Regions from separate parts of the Mus musculus genome. Here region 1 is linked to region 2. Evidence: chromatin loops called from intact Hi-C (ENCODE). Cell type or tissue: heart. All regions are shown on one strand. Links, peaks and the distances in the headings refer to the core of each region. The heading gives the core; the rest is flanking DNA. Region 1 has its middle 3.5 kb from the start of Asap3. Region 2 has its middle 17 kb from the start of Rpl11.

Region 1 (4,391 bases), core at 251-4,250, 130 kb before region 2:
TTTGTGTGTGTACTCATGTGTGCACAACATGCAGGACACTGAACTCATGAGGGCAGAGGACAACTTTCAGGAGTTGGCTCTCTCCTTCCCACGTGGGTTCCAAGGATTGGACTCAAGTCATCAGGCTTGAGAGCGGACTCCCTTTCTTGTGTATCTGTTTATTTATCTTGAGACAGGGTTTTATCTAGACTCAAACTTAATGTGTAGCCATGGGTAACCTCACACTCCTGATCTACCTGCTTCCACCTCCTGGATGCTACTGCAGATATGGACCAGTACATCTGGGTTCTGCGATGCTCTCTCCGTGCTAGCCCTGAACTCTGTGCACTACACCTCTGAGAGCTGTCTGGGACTCTGCTTCCTAACTTCCTTCTTTCCTTCCTTCCTCTGTTTTCTTTCTTTCTTTTTGACAAAGGGTCTTACTATGTAGCCCTGGATGGCCTGAAACTCACTATATATACCAGGCTGATCTCCACCTCAGCAGAGCTCTGCCTGCCTCTGCTAGGATAAAGACGCGTGCCACCATATCTAGTTCATGCTGCTTTGTTTGCCTTCTATTTACCCTTCACTCTCTCCTACTACTGTGCAAATTCTGTAAGAAAAGAAGGGTTTTGTTCTGGTGAGGGCTTTGTGGGAGATCGGGTTAGGGTCCAGAGGCACAGACTGTCTGGTTGGATCCTGTCTTTGCTCTCTGTCTTAGGTAAGTAGCTCCATTTCCGTGGGTGCCAGTCTCCCCTTCTCTCACTGGTGGGACGAGGATGGCTTCCCTCCTGAGGTCGTCCAATCAAGTAGATAAGCGAAATGCAGTTTAGCCTTGGCACACCTTCGCCATGGTGATCATCACTCCCACAACTGATACACAGTAGGTATGCAATGAACATACCATGGTGTGGTGGTTTACCTGTGCTCAAAGTCAGCTGACCCAGGAGCAGAAAGGGCAGAACAAGAACCCAGGCTTATCTGAAGTCAGACTCTCTGCTTCTTTTGCTGCCGTGTGAGTTACCTTCTGGGGACAGGTTCTAGGTTCATCTCCAGGATGTAGGTAATCCATAATTTCTAGTGCAAATGAGAACTAATGAGGGGCCATGAGGCTGGCAGGAAAGAGGACTCCGCGCCCTGAGTCCGGGCTATGCTCTTGTACCCCACTCCCAGCGCCTTCTCGATCTAGCATGACCCGCCCACTTCTTCTGTTTCTCAGGAGAAAAGAACCAACTTCCATGCAGACTGACATCTGGCTGCTCCCATCACCTGCCTGCCCCAAAGGCTGTCCCTACTGCCCGCCAGCTCAGAGCCCCTGTAACTCCAACTCCAGGGGATCCAACACCTTCTCTGTCCTCCACAGACACCTGCACTCACAAGCACACACTTAAAGGCACATAACTTAATAAATCTAACAAGAGGGTATGAATATCAATCCATTTACACAACTGGAGTTCCTAAGAAGGGGATTTTCGTGTTCCCAGGACATGAACTAATAATGAAAGTAAAATCAATCGGTCCTCAGAGATGCTCTCTGTCTTGATCCTAGGCCCAATCCATATAATCCTCCCAAAATTAGCCCCCCACATGACTCACTTTGTCTTCTTGTTTATCCCTCACACTCTCTGTTGTGTTTTATAAAAAAGAAAAAAATCAGAATGTGTTTGTAGAGGCTCAGTATGGTGAGGTAGAAGGGGGTGCCTCTGCGGGCCCATGCTGAGACGTCCTTTTCCCTGAGGTACCAGCCATACCATACAACAGATATAGTATAGAACAGAATTTATTTAGGGCATGAGAAGGGGAGTTGAGGGAGAGGAAGGGAGAGAGAGAGAGAGAGTGAGAATGAGAGCAAAAGAGGAGAGAGGGAGAGAGAGAGGAGAGAGAGAGGACATATGGCGAAAGTGGGGAGGGGAATGGGGAGAGGAGGGACAGAGAGGGCAAGAGGGTAAGGAGGGGGCAGCAGCCCCTTTTATAGTAAATCAAGCATCCCTGGCTATTGCCAGGTAACTGTGGGGTGGAGCCTAGAAGGAATGCTAACTCTGCTGAGACATAGACGGACCCTACTGGACCTACTTCCTCTCTTTTCAAATCTTCCAGCTTGATAATTCCCTAACCTCAATTGCTCCCAAGAGTTCCTAGCCAAGAAACTGAAAAGTGCTCAAGAGTCAAACACAGTTGCTTCCCAGGGCTCAGAGATCTTTGTACAACCTCAGTTCAAGCCACATGCTGACCCTAATCTTTGAATCTCAATTCTTAAATTTCTTTAAGAGAGAACTACATATTTCCTGCCAGAAAGAGACCTAAGAGGACCACCCCCAACTTGAGCACCATACTTGGTGCCATGGCGCCCCCTAGCGTTGAATAGTGCGCAGCCTACACAGCTGGAAAGCAGAACACGGTAAGCAGTCTTGCGTACCCATTCGGGTGGGCCAGACTTCTGTAGAGCCCGCAGAACGGGCACCCCCACCCACAGAGCAGAAGCATAATTTTCTCCCACACACGTCAGTTTCCAGAGAACAGTGTGAATAGTTTAGATACTTCCAAAGTCAGATTCTCGAAGGGTCAGGGAATCCATGAACAAGTTTGGAATCTTCGGTATATGCAAACATCTAGGCACCATGGTGGAGCTTAAGAATAGGACTTAGGGTCCGTGAGATGGCTCTGGCAAAAAATACTTGCTTCCTGCCAAACTTGAGAAGCAGAGGCAGGCAGATCTCTTGTGGACTGAGGTCAGCTTGGTCTATGTAGAGAATTCCAGGCCAGCCATGGCTACATAATGAGACCCTAGCTCAAAAACAAAGAAATAAAACAAAAAAGCATGATTTCTTTGAAAGTCTGGAGATCTGAGTTTGATCCCAGGAACCCGTGTGTTATAAATGCTCTGGCGCGTGTGCACACATGCTCGCGCGTGCACACACACACACACATACACACGATCCCCAGAACCCATGCATTATACATGCTCTGGCACACATGTACACACATACACACAAATAATACATTGTAAAAGATATTTATGATGATTTTATTTTATTTTATTTTATTTTATTTGGTTTTTCGAGACAGGGTTTCTCTGTGTAGCCCTGGCTGTCCTGGAACTCACTCTGTAGACCAGGCTGGCCTCGAACTCAGAAATCCACCTGCCTCTGTCTCCCAAATTCTGGGATTAAAGGTGTGGGCCACCACTGCCCGGCCTTAATTTTTAAAAAAGATTTTATAATTTTATGTGTATGAGAGCTTTGCCTGCATATATGTATGTATACCACATGAGTGCCTGGTGCCTATGGAAACCATAAGCGGGCATAAATCCCCCTGGAATTAGAGTTACCATATGGGTGCTGGGAACCTAACCCATGTCCTCTGCAAGAACAACAAATGCTCTCACCCACAGAGCCATCTCTCCGGCTCTCAGTGGCTCACCTCTTAGAAGCCTCTCTGATTGGGGGGCTGTGGGTGTGATTTCGTGTCTTGCATGCTCAGAGCCCTGGAAATCCCAACAACTCATAAAAACAATGTGCGGCGGTGCACACCAACAATGCCCGTGATTTCAGCTCTAGAGAGTCCGGAAAAGAAGGCTGATAAAATCTAGGTCATCCTCTGCTACAGAGAGAGCTTGAAGCCAGCCTGGGCTACATGAGACCCTGTCTCAGAAAAAGGTAAAGCTGCAGAGAGGGCTCAGTGGTTCAAGGTGCAGACCGTTCTTGCAGAGGACCCGAGTTTGATTCCCAGCAACCATATCTGTTGTAATAATTACTCCATCTCAAATCAGGGGTTCTACCCCACCTTTTATCATTCAGTTCACAGATAAAAGACTCGACCTTTACATTTATAATAAGCCTAATCGGCACTATAGCTGAGCAGATATCCATCCTCCAAGCTATTAGAATCTACTTCCCCGTAAATAACCCTGGAGTATAACTTGCCATGTTCCATCTGGGCAGCTCTTACTCCAGCTGGCCAGCCCTCATGGCCATGTTTTCATGACTCACCTACCCCATGGCATCTTCTTTTCCCACACTCTCCCTCTCCGTGGTCTTCTCAGACCCCAAGCCTGGGAACCCAAACCCCACCTATCTCCCTTCTGCCCAGCTACACCCTGTAGGTGTCTTTATTCACCAACCAGGGATAACTTAGCAGTCGGGGTTACACAGTGTCACTTGAGTTTGTGCAGATTCTTTTGTCCCTTGGGGCAACCAGGCCTTGGCCGCCGTATTTAGCATTACAATGCATAGCAAAAGACTAAACCTCAACACATATCAGACAGACCACAACTTCCTATAACTCCAGTCCCAAGTGATCTTACACTCCCTTGACCACCTCATATGCTGACATATACATATAAATTAATAACAATAATAACAGCCGCAGCAACAACAACAAGTTTAAAGGAGATGAGAGGGATTGGGGTGGGT
Region 2 (4,391 bases), core at 195-4,194:
TTATATTTTATTTTGTTTTGTTTTTTTTTTGAGACAGGGTTACTCCAGCTGTCCTGGAACTCACTCTGTAGACCAGGCTGGCCTCGAACTCAGAAACCTGCCTGCCTCTGCCTCCCAAGTGCTGGGATTAAAGGCGTGTGCCACTACTGCACGACTGAAATCTCAATCTTGAGAAGATGAGGAAAAATGATGCATCTAGGCACATTCCTGCCCCCTATGAAGCTCTAGGATAAAGCAGGGCAGAGGTCAGTCTTCAAACACAGAACTGGATCGTGGTCTTGAACTTGGGGACTGGCAAGAGAGAGAATAATGAGGGACACATAAGGAAATATCCATGCTTCGCCAAGCCACTAGCATGTGTCGTGGGGGCCACAGGGTACACAAGAACAGGACACTGTCAGCCTCTCTCTCTCAGGCAGCGTTTGAAGGAGGTAGGGGACTGATATCCTTTAGCCCTCCGCCCCCGTGCGTCATGTGACTGGGAAGCAAGAAGAGGGTTGAGAAGGCACAGTGTGGTGACACACATCACATATTGAAGGTCAAATGAAAGCAGATTTAGCAGTCTTGTGGAGCCACTTCCCTGGATCTTGTGAAGTGGGTCAGAGCGCCCCTGGTGGACATACATGGAATGACAGTCTGCCCACCTGATGGTAGTGCTTTATAGCGCTGGATGCTTGCTAGGCTTGAGTTCTGCGCTGCACCAAGCTTGTGCCTTCATCTTCACGTAATGCTCAGACCTTTCACCCTGCGCTCCGTGTTGTTGTCATGGTCACTTTACAGGCCAGGGAACTGAGGCAGAGAGAGGGAAGGTGGTGGATCCAGCCAGGCTGAACTCTCACCTGCCTATCAACCAGAGCGTCACGCCCCTCCTTCGCTTGCATACGGGAAGGCTGGCTAAGTAAAGGAGGGGATTGGCCGGGACTGAAGCCTAAGAGCCACTGATCTCAGCTGCGGGGAGGACCTGGATCTCATTGCAGCAGAGCAGAGAGCACATTCTTAGGAGGAGGGGGATGAGGTCACAGGTGTTATCTTGAGAGGAGAAGGGGAAGAGAAAAACCAGTGGGGGAAGGGCGGGGGTGGGGAGAGACCATAATATGTGTGTATTTGGAGGGACGACAAGACAGGAGGATAAGGCCAGGGCAGCAGGCTCTAGGCGGTCCCTAGCTAGATTCACTCAGCAAACCTTTGGTCGGGTCCTGATAGAGCACTCAGGAGAAGATGGAACCACGTTGTGGAGAGGCCGGAGATGGGAAAGGAAGGAAGGGACCGGAAAGACCCTGGTTGGTGATGAGTGTGGTGAGCCCATGAGGGTGGCCAAGCACTGGGCTCCAGGAGCAGCTGAATAAAAGTTCTGTGGCTAGCCTCAAACTGCCCGTGTAGCCCAGGCTAACCTTGGCCTGCTCTGCTACCCCCACCTTCCCCAGTGCTAGGATTACCCGGTGTGTGCCACCACACCCAGCCTGAAATAAAAGGATTTTGGTCAACCAAATCTTGAGCCCAGCTTGGTAAACTTACTGAAAATCATGTAATTGCATGCTTAGAATAAGCAAGTGTGTTCTATAAGTTCTACTTTGTTATCTTTTTCTTTTTTTCTCTGTTTTTTTAATGCAACGGGAGGCGAGGAGACATGGAGTCTAAATGTTTTAGAGGCTATGATTCCAGAAAGGGCGAACATTCCAGATGGAGAGTGAGGGAGAAACCAGGCACCTGGCTGGAGGAGCCTGGCCTCACTGTTGGGCTGTGGTGAATCTGAACTGAGCAGACTCTTGTGCCAGAAGACTGTCTGCCTCAACCTCTAAATTTGGAGCAAATATCCCTCTCAGGGCCAGCCTCACTTCCCACACGGGGAATGTGAGACTCAGAGGGGTCAAGCAGACTACCCAGTCTCACGAGCATTAAAGGACAGAGGCGGAGAATGAGGTGCAGTCCAGGGCTGTCGCTCCAGAGCTTGGGCTCTCTGACTTCCTTGCTGCAGCAAACGAACAAGTCCTTGTAGAGGTTCCCGTGCGAACCCCGCGCTGGCGCTTCGCTGGTGCCTCCTGCTGGCGGAAACGTGGAGTTGGCAGGAGGAGGGAAGCGCTGACTTCTAGACGTGGCTCCCCTGGCAGTTTCCTCCCTTCCAGCATTGCCCAGAGGCTTGTAGTCAGGACCAGTTGTCTAGCTGTCATCTTTCCAACGCGGAGATCGAGGGACTTCTCAAAAATGACCCAGACGAGTAGAGAAAGACCCAGGTTTCCTGGGACCACCAAGTCAATCCCAGGGAGTTTGTTATGCTGCCCAGGGTCCCTCTCAAACTGTGTGTGTGTGTGTGTGTGTGTGTGTGTGTGTGTGTGTGTGTGTATGAATATACATGTGTAGATAGATAGATAGATAGATAGGATCCTTTGGAGCTGAAAGACATTACTGATGTGGGTGTCTTCAGTTCCACAGATCAAACCCAAGGCTTTGTGCATGCTAGGCAAACATTCCGTCACCAGGTTCTTTGTGTTGTGGGGGATTTCTTCAGGCTCCTCTTTCTGACTTCATACTGTTCTTTTATAGCCAGAGTAACCAAATCTCAGCGTCATGACAGGGTGTGACCTTTCTGGCTCACAGAACCAACCCAACCCCAAACTCTCCCTTCATGGTCTAAGCTGATACCAACAAGCCCAGCCTTATCTCATCTCTCCATGTTGTTTCATACTGGCTACTCGGCAGCTGTGTGTCCTTGCCGAAGTCCTTCAATCTCTCTGTGCTTCCACTCTGTCATCTCTGAAGTGAAATAAGCACCATCTACTTACCATGCCTGGGTGTGCAGGGTGGACAAGGGCCTGGGTGTGCAGGCTGGACAAGGGCCTGGGTGTGCAGGGTAGACAAGGGCCTGAGTGTGCAGGTTAGACAAGGGCCTGGGTGTGCAGGGTGGACAAGGGCCTGAGTGTGCAGGTTAGACAAGGGCCTGGGTGTGCAGGCTGGACAAGGGCCTGAGTGTGCAGGCTGGACAGGGGCCTGGGTGTGCAGGGTAGACAAGGGCCTGGGTGTGCAGGCTGGACAAGAGCCTGGGTGTGCAGGGTAGACAAGGGCCTGGGTGTGCAGGGTAGACAAGGCGAGGAGGACCCTAGGTACAATGCCTGGCACTAGGACACATTAGTATCTTGTGTGTGTGTGCATGTGTGTGCATATGCATACATATATGCACATGTATATAGTTTATATGTGTTTACATGTTTGTGTGTGCATGTATATGCATTGTGTGCATATGCATGCATGCATGCATGTGTGTGTGTGGTGTATGCATGTGTGGGGTATATGTGTGTGTGCCTATGTGTGTGTGCCTGTGCATGCGTGCATACATGTGTGTATATAGTGTATGTGTGTGTATGCATGTGGGTGCCTGTGTGTATGTGTGTGTCTTTGCTTAACTCTCACCTTTTTTCCCAACTAAAAACAAAACAGGAAGCAACAGGCCAACAGCTTGCTTTAATAGTTTGGGGTGTGGCTGGGCAGTAACTCACTTGCTCCTCATGTGCAAGGCCCTGGATTCCGTCTCTAGCAACAAAAACTAAAACACAATAAGGCAAAATAATGAGTAATCACGCGAGTCAGGACCCACTGGAGGAAAGCAAGAAATGACCTGGAGTTCACTAGAAAAGTTATAGTAGATAGTTAATAGGAAAACCACTGGAGGGTCTGGACACACAGCTCAGCATGTAAGGCTTCCTTCCACCAAGCCTGGCATTGAGGTCCATCCCCTGGACCTACACGGTGGAAAGAGAAAACCCACTTCCAAAAACTGTCCTCTGACCTCTACACACATGCACAGCATGCATGTGTCCAGAAACACATGTATACCGCACATGAATAAGTGTAAAAAGAAATTTTTAAAAGATTAATAGAAAATAGTAGACAAATTAATAAGGGATTGTTTATTAATAGCCTAATGCCTGAGGAGGCCAAAAGAGGACAAGGAATCCTCCAGGAACTGGAGTTAGAGATTGTTGTGAACCACCATGTAAGTGATGGGAACCGAGCCTAGGTCCTCTGGAAGAAAACCAAGTGCCCTTAACCACTGAGCCTTTAATTAAAAGCACTGACTGCTCTTCCAAAGGACCTGGGTTCGATTCCCAGCATCCACGTGACAGCTCATAACTGTGAAACTTGAGTCTGGCACCTTCATACAGACATACATGCATACATGTAGGCAAAACACTAATGCACATAAAAATAAATCAATCTTTTTTTAAACCCTCTTATTTTATTGTTATTATTATTATTATTATTATTATTATTATTATTATTATTATTATTATTATTATTTTAGACAGGGTTTCTCTGTGTAACCCTGGCTGTCCTGGAACTCACTCTGTAGACTAGGGTGGCCTCGAAGTCAGAGATCCACCTGCCTCTGCCTCCAG

The links. Peaks named below come from ENCODE experiments on the same cell type or tissue, not always from the same donor. Only the 100,000 strongest peaks of a DNase experiment are listed, where the experiment ranks them.
Region 1: a loop joins it to region 2, with 4 times the contacts of the local background. A loop is called at or near these places in 7 of 42 quality-filtered maps.

What each region holds. Positions count from the first base shown.
Region 1 is chr4:136,200,638-136,205,028 of GRCm38, reverse strand. No RefSeq gene overlaps it. Among named protein-coding and RNA genes, the nearest start is that of Asap3, 3.5 kb to the left of the region's middle. In heart, for the core only: a CTCF peak has its summit at 2,346 (motif pointing left); a DNase peak (open chromatin) is centred at 2,338; H3K27me3 peaks cover 2,155 bases.
Region 2 is chr4:136,067,771-136,072,161 of GRCm38, reverse strand. No RefSeq gene overlaps it. Among named protein-coding and RNA genes, the nearest start is that of Rpl11, 17 kb to the right of the region's middle. In heart, for the core only: a CTCF peak has its summit at 2,046 (motif pointing left); DNase peaks (open chromatin) are centred at 611 and 2,071; H3K4me3 peaks cover 342 bases; H3K27ac peaks cover 2,118 bases.